2 separate regions of the Homo sapiens genome follow, and region 1 is linked to region 2. A link is a contact called in ENCODE Hi-C or POLR2A ChIA-PET data. All regions are on one chromosome and are shown on one strand. Each heading gives the region's core, a stretch centred on a gene start or an enhancer-like site at or near the end of the contact. The rest is flanking DNA. Distances are from core to core; before and after follow the strand shown. Region 1 overlaps ST7 (suppression of tumorigenicity 7). Region 2 has its middle 140 kb from the start of TES.

What was found. A loop is a pair of places that touch in the nucleus more often than their neighbours do. ChIA-PET counts read pairs that join two places held with the same protein, here RNA polymerase II (POLR2A). Pooled maps may share reads with other maps.
Region 1: a map of PC-9 shows a loop between it and region 2 (4-fold over the local background). The contact joins two enhancer-like sites. A Hi-C loop is called at or near these places in 1 of 168 maps with a recorded cell type or tissue (PC-9) and 1 of 50 pooled maps. POLR2A ChIA-PET finds 5 or more read pairs at or near these places in 1 of 52 experiments (endothelial cell of umbilical vein).

Annotation. Positions count from the first base shown.
Region 1 is chr7:117,130,664-117,134,528 of GRCh38, reverse strand. ST7 (suppression of tumorigenicity 7) reads right to left here. Exons shown (of 16, transcript NM_001369598.1): 6 at 2,569-2,644; 7 at 337-405. The region is part of intron 2 of ST7-AS2 (ST7 antisense RNA 2); the gene reads left to right. Among named protein-coding and RNA genes, the nearest start is that of ST7-AS2, 13 kb to the left of the region's middle. Within about 2 kb of position 2,033, at least 5 of the 41 ENCODE cell types and tissues checked have a DNase peak (open chromatin) inside an H3K27ac peak, as active enhancers do; they include PC-9 and endothelial cell of umbilical vein, where a contact is called at or near this core.
Region 2 is chr7:116,352,474-116,356,344 of GRCh38, reverse strand. No RefSeq gene overlaps it. Among named protein-coding and RNA genes, the nearest start is that of TES, 140 kb to the right of the region's middle. RefSeq lists an enhancer at 1-2,736. Within about 2 kb of position 2,249, at least 31 of the 41 ENCODE cell types and tissues checked have a DNase peak (open chromatin) inside an H3K27ac peak, as active enhancers do; they include PC-9 and endothelial cell of umbilical vein, where a contact is called at or near this core.

The DNA.
Region 1 (3,865 bases), core at 784-3,283, 780 kb before region 2:
CTTATTTATATTTCAAATGGTATTCTTAGGAGGAGAGGCAGAGTAGCACTACTGGCCAAGAAACATACATCTATGTGGAAACGCATGAGTTTGGGATAGAAACATGCTAAGAGCTTGTGAGTGAAGGAAAAAGGAGAGAGCAATAGAAGTGCTAATGGTTGGGGAGTACAGAACAGACTGCTCAGCTCGATGGAAGATATAGATGATGCATCCTTGTCACAACACAATACACATACAGAAGCAAGAAAGTGTGGTGATGGGGGTGTCAACCATCCAGATATCCACTAGAAGTCTCATTTGGTTAGAAGTAGGGCACCCAACAGGTTCTTGACTTACTTTGGTAACAATTTTATCTCCCAGATGGTAGAGGAAGCAATTAGGGGAACTTCAACTCTGGACCTAATTCTGACCAAGAAGAAAAAAATAGTTGGTAAAATGAAAATTGATAGGAACATTCAGAGAGAGTCACTATGTCATTTCGGAGTTCAGGGTAATCAAAGAGGGGAAGGTGGACTTCAAAAAATTCAAAGAAAAGAGGCATGATTCAATGGCATGAGATTCAGAAGGAAAAATGGTTTAAGAGGGTTGAGCAGCTTCCAAATGTTCAACTGTAACTGCAATCACAAATGATCCTCTCAGGAAGAAAAGAGGGGTGGCACTTAAGTAACCAACACGGCTTCACAGAGATTTCTCCCAGGTCAGATTTTTAAAGGACATATTTTAAAAGATGGAAAGAGGGCATGTAATGATGGTCTATAAGAGAGTGGAATGAGCTTATAAGAATAATGTCAGGAGAGCTACAATTCCAAATTAGCTGAAGCTTGCAAAAATAACAATAATAATAATAATAATAAAACAAAATAAAATACTAAAGACAACCATTTATTCCCTATTTTAAAATTATATTTAAGGCCCTATCACCGTCCCCATGTCACAAAGGCAAATAAGTAAAAAAAAAAGACAAACAACATAATAACATCAAAACAAGGAAGGTTTATTGTTAAAAGCAGTAGATAATAAAGAAAAAGCAAAACTCTCTCCCTCCTATTTTGTTCCTGGCTTCTCTATCAAGGAGAATGACTGTCAGACTGAAAAAGGGAGAAGAAATTAAACTCTAAAATGGGTAAAAAGATGTAAGATAGCAAATAATTGATCCATTCTAAATGAATTACTGGACTGGATGGGCAAATCCCAGGAAACCGAAAGACCTTGTAGGCAGGCCATGGAATTGCTCTCTGTGGATAGTTGAGGAATCACAAAGAATGGAGAGGTGCTAGAAGATGAGATGATAAATGTAGCATAAATTTTCAAAAAGGGGAAGAAGGCAGACTTCCCAAACTACAGAACACAGTGATTTGGAAAGATATTCTAATGGATTATTAAAGGAATGGTCTCCAAGCACTTTAAAAAGAAAGTAGTGACGACTAGAAGCCAGCTTATATTCACTAAGAATAAATAAATCAGATTGTGCTAGCTTAATTTACTGTAATAGATTTACTATAAATTTAAGATCCGCAGCTACGATTGGCATTCTTAAGATCCAAATGGAGAAATATGAGCTGAGTCACAGTGTAACTGGGTGGCTTAGTAATTGAGTGAACAATACAAAAGATGGTGATTCATGAAGACATGAACCTGGAGGGTAGTTTCTATGTCATGTCACAGGGCTCTATTCCTGGCCTTCATATTTTTCTCAGAAATATGGATGACACACAGAAGGCAGGCATATCGAATTTGTAGATGACAAGAAACTGGAAAATAAATATGTTGCATGACAGAATCAGAAACCGTAGATCAACTGGTTACAATGGCAGGATTTTCAACTCTCACGACAATCTTTTTTTTTTTTCCCTAAGATCTCTGAAGAAGATTCTGTAACCTTCTTCAGAAAAATCATAAAATAGTTTAACAATGACCACTTGGCAAGGATAGTGTTGAGGTGATTCAAGCACCAGATGGGTGGTTCAGCTAAGTGACCTTTAAGGTCTCTGCCAACCCTGAGTTTTTATGACTCCAACTTTAAGAATCTTTCTCATTTTCTGAGATCTCCAGAAGAGATTTCCCAGCCTTCCTTGGTAACCCACAGAATGTTTAACAACACTCAAGACAGCATTTCCTCTTATCTTTGTCTTAATCTTGAAGTATTTTCTAAAATTTTTTTTTTAAACCTTATGTTGTTATCATGTTTTCCCCACTAGCAGAAGTTCTACTAGAAAATGTTCTAGTGCAGATGAGCATTCTACATCTGGAAAATTTTCCCTGTCAGAATGTTTTAGATATGTAAAGAATTGTATTTATTTTATATCCTCACAATATCCTAGGGATAGCCCTTCAAGAAATTAATTTAGGATCACAGCAAAGCCATTGAATTCATAAAATGACTAAAACCACCTCCACATGGTGGCTGTCCTTCATTTAAAAAAAAAACTTTTTTAAATAGAGTAATAACTCCCCAAATAATCCTCCAGTTCAAATGCAGTTTAATTTAAGTATCCTATCAATGGCAACTGAATATATTCAGCAAAGGATGAGATTTCCTTTTTAACAGCAAGATTTTCCCCCACTTACTCATTTATCTCCAAGGCTTCATGAGCTGCAGAAATCCTAGCTTGGGGGTTTCTCTCTCTCCAGGCTTTCTGCATTACTATTTAAGAAAAAGAGAAAACACCAAGTCAATCCATACATATAATTAGGTAGACTCAGTAGAGGACAAGAGCTAAATTAGGAGTGTCAGCTTAAATTACAAGAACATATTTCATTGCTAAGAGGGTTGGCCAAAATCTCCAAAGTCATATTAGTGTATTAATGTGCTATTCCACAGTATTTCAACTGCTGATAGCAAACCTTTTTTGTGCTCACAAAACTACAGGCTAAGGAAATCAAGAAAAGGCACTCTAACAGAGATTTTGCGTGTCTTTTGCACATTAATGTCATTTGTTCTTGGAGAATATATTTTATGCATTTTGAGATGACATTGCTACCAACCTTTTCATTCACTTAGATACAACATAATTGGTCATTTTCCGAAGCACTTAACACAGACTCTTGGTGTTAGAACATTCTGAAACCATTTCAAGAATTATGCGTGGGTCAGTAAAAAATGCTTAAGCTTTTGCTTAACATGTGTACTTATATCCCAAATTTACCTGCAAACCTAGCTTTTATACATCAGAGCAGTTTCTGAACATATGGTGGGAAGCTCAATGGGAATATTTACTGTACCATGATGTTTCTACCATAGCAAAGAGTACCATTTTACAAAGGAGTAACAATCTCCTTATTTATTTTATAAATTTGTATTTTATAAATTATTTTAGAGTGTGTAGAGGTTCCCTTTCAAAAACATTTTTTCACCTATTTACTTTGAATAAATTTTATAACAAAAAATTTCAGTTGAATTATCTGAAACTCAAGTAATGTAAAATACACACTAAACAAAGTATTTTCTCAGATGGAACACACATCTAGACTCCAATAGCCAAGGCCATGACCCCATTCGATGCTAGTTAACCTATAAATAGGCAAATAAAAGTCACTAAAATATATTCATTAATCATCTGAATCCAGTAAATTCCAATTTCTACTTTGAATATCATAAAGGAGATAAGGCCTTCATGCTAACTCAACCAAGAACTTCATTAGCTTCATATAAGATTCATATTTCTTTAAAATATATAAAACCAACTTCGATATATTTTTAAAAATCATGATTCAAATTATTATGAGGGGACTCATTTCAACATAAATACTTCATTGTGATAAAGGTTTACTTAATTATCAGAGTTCTGGGTTCTTATTAGTCAATCAACAATTTAATATTTTATTCATTGGAGTTTTACAGAGTGGATATTCTAAAAGCAGAAAT
Region 2 (3,871 bases), core at 1,000-3,499:
GACAGAGGAGCACTTGTTTAGACTTTGGTGTCTAATCCAGTGGGAAGCTCCCAGGTATTCCTAAAGGCTGCCGCAGGGGGTCTCTATGAAGGGGGGTACTCTCCTCTCCTCAATACACACAGGGTTAATTTTGTTCACAGTCCTTCCATGCTTCCTTTAGGTGAAGCCAAACTGTCGAGGTTTCTTCTTTACCAGGTGGCAGCAATTCCCCACCCGACTCTTTTTCATTTTGCATTTACGTTCTGATTTTTAGAGTCTTAGACTGATGTCCCCGGGGAGAGTAGGAGCAGACAGAAGATTCTTGGGCTCTGTGAATCAATAGGGTCACCAAATTATTTACTATCCAAACCAGAACACTTCTGTCAGTGAAAGAGGCACTGTTGGTAATTAAATCTGGACAACTAGAGTCAACTGAGACTCTCCTGGCAAACTGCGGTGTATGGCCACCCTCTGCATAGAGAATCGGGTGATTTCTGGCTCTAGAGATGCAAGTCAAGTGCTTCTTTTCCTGTGCGTGATTGGGCATTTTTAGTCGCTCCTCTAAATTATTATAGATGATCATTTTCTGCTCTTGATAGCAAATATAACAATAAGAAAAAATTGGATAATAAATTTTCATATGACTCAAAACACAGCCCCGTTGTTAAATAATATTGCTTCAGAATAGATTTTCTTGCAAAGAAAATGTTCTGTACAAATTCTTTAAAGAAGTCTTTCAAGTGGATTTTTTTTAAATGATGCCACCGCCCACTACTTACAAAGAAAGTCTTGAAGGGGAGCAGCAACCCCTCAGGCCATTTCTATCAAAGAGATGTACAATCAGTACCAGCAACACAAAAATGCTCCTGTAATTGCACCCAAACTATTTTTTGTACCTAACAAATTTTTGTCTTCAAACTGCAGTTGTATGGCTGTGTTTCCGTTCTGTTTGTTTTACCACTTCCCTTTGAAATATTTTGCATCATCCTGGAGATTTTCCCAAGTTGTGGTCTGCTCGCTGGAGGGCTGCGCTCCTCTGATTTGCAGCATGAAGTTGTGTTGCCATGGCAGGGGTTGTTTACCATAGGGGAACACTTAACAGGATGGGCACCTCCCACAGCCATTCCAAACTCCTTTCCTCCTCTTCTCTACTCGCTTAGATATTCTGAGACAGCAGCCCAGATATGGCTTTCTCTAATCGTAAACTACATTCCCGGAGCGTGAACTTGACTTTGCTATGCTTTCGAGATAGGGAAATGTTTGGCTCTGTTTATTCCTCTCAAACTGGGCAGTGTCCTCTTGACTGTTATGACTAATCCACTTGTCATGGCTGGAATCTCCTAACAATTCTTTCCCTCAGGTAAATCACATCGCTCAGACTTGTGAAGCAAAAATGCCACTGAGACCAAAGGGTGACCTTGTGGTGGTCGCAGCCTGTTCACCTGACAGAGGTCTCTGTTGCCCAGGAGGACTTTTTATTTTTCCAATAAAAGGAAAGCTTAGTCAGAACCTGACAAGTCTTGCTCCCTCACATTCCTGCAGAGGAACCAGCCTGGGGAGAGATAAGAGCCGTGGGTTGACACCCTGATTATGCTTACCTTCTTATTTGTTAAATGTGGAAATTGACTTCATCCAATTAATAAGAGCAGGAAACAGTTTTTGTTTTGTCTTTGTAGGAAAACATGAAGTAACAGTTTTATCTCAATTTGTCAGGCATTGCCCAAGAGACTACAGCCATGTGGGCCAGTGGCCAAAAAATTGCTCTAAGGCCCAAGTATTAACACCCAGATATAAAAAGAATGCTAATTGGTTTTCCAGCTGAAAAATAATAAGGGATTTGCTGCCAAAAATGCTGTATGGCCTGAAAACCCCAAGTTTATACAATAGGGCCTGATTACAATCTGGGGGCTCCATTTGTGCTCCTATGAAGAGCTAAACAAAGGGAGGTGTTTCGCTCCTCTGTCTTTGTAGAAAGCTCCGCTCCAGATCTCAGCCTGGTGGAACACCAGGCTTCCCACAGTCTTCCTGCCAAATCCCCAAGTTTTTTCCTGGCTGCCATTCAGGAAAGTACAGCTTCGTCTGTAGGATGGAAAGTTAAAAAGGCCTTGCTTGGATACGCTGAAATATATACAAACACTGCCTGACGTATGGAGTAGGCTGCTGCCGCTGGCATCTTAGTAGAAAGAATGTGAAATTTTTAAAAGTCATTTTGGGTACGTGATTGAGATGTTAGCTGGAAGAAGAAACTTTTTTTGTTTGTTTGTTTTAGAAAAATGAAAATTCAGCATTCCCCTTAATCTTAACAGTTATCTTACCTTAGTTGTCTCATTGGTAAAATGTCAACTAACCTCCAAGATCCCATTTAGTTTGGGCTGTCTGTAACTTGAGGGCCGGGTATAGCGTATGCAGAAAATACAGGCTGTCTACTGAATATCTTTGAAAAGGTCCCTGGAAGTGAGTTGGGATGAAAGTCAAAGTCTGGAGCACTGGCATGGTACAGTCCTAGGCTGGTGTGCTGATGTGTATTGGCTGGGTGCCAGCCTGCCTGTGACTTCACACTACAATTCCAGGTCTGTATCACTTATGGGAATGGGCCTGAATTAAAATGATTGCATAATACTTACAACTCTGTTCTCTTTATTTCCAGCTGATGGTAAATATTATGGCAAATTTCACAGCATTTAATTAATCTTACCCATAATGTTTTTAAGTTGTAGTTAATACTAAAATACACTACCTTTTCACCAATCATGGTCATAGACTATTATCCTAGTCACGTATGTAATTATGCAACTAAGTTAAAGAGTTTTTTTTAAAAAAAGAATTACTTTGAAAAATGAAGTAAAATGTATTCTCAACAGCCAACTTCTGCCAAAATATGCGAAGAATAAAACAGGCCATAAGAATCCATTGATGTGTACAAAATTATTTTTTTGACAGAAACAGGCAAGCAACTATGTTTGTTGCTATCAATGCTTTTCTCTTGTTTATTACTTTTTGTTTGTTATTATTAATGTGTTTTCCCTTAAAGTAGTGAGGCAACATGGAACGTATGTAAGAGTTTATGGGCAGGGAGCAGTGGCTCACACCTGTAATTCCAGCACTTTGGGAGGCCAAGATGGACAGATCACCTGAGGTCAGGAGTTCGAGACTAGCCTGGAAAATATGGTGAAACACCATTACTCCTGAAAATACAAAATTTAGCTGGGCGTGGTGTCGGGCGCCTGTAATCCCAGCTACTTAGGAGGCTGAGGCAGGAGAATTGCTTGAACCCGGGAGGCGGACGCTGCAGTGAGCTGAGATCGCGCCACTGCACTCCAGCCTGGGCGACAAGAGCGCAACTCTGTCTCAAAATTAAAAAAATATATATATATATAAAAGAGTTTAGGAAGCATTTCTTAAAACCTGCTGGGTCTCAGGACTTTTTACCTGTAGGATACGTCAAGAAGTAGAAGGAGCATGGAGCTAGTGTTGCTGAGCTTTCATTAGGTTCACTCCACCAGGTTAAATTAATTTTCTGGCGTCCCACATCCTTCTGTGTAGACTCCAGTCTCCTTGGGCACACTCCTGCCTCTGTGATTTTGTACTACTCTTTCCTTCACCCGGAGTGAGGGAGCTCCCTTCTTTCCATTTTTTGGGATTCAGTTCAATCCCCACATGATTTGTGAAACCTCCTCAGACCACTCCGGCGCCCTTTGGTTTCCCACTTCTCTGAACTCTCATTGCTCTTATCATTTTCGGAAACAAGGTAAACACATGGAGGATTCAAGTGAGAATTGAACTGGAAACCAGAAGGTAAACAGGATACCCTTTTTTATTGCAAAGGGCAGAGACCCACTCAGTTGTCTCAAACTAAGGAGAAGGTATTGTAAACCTACAAAGTCCAAGAAAC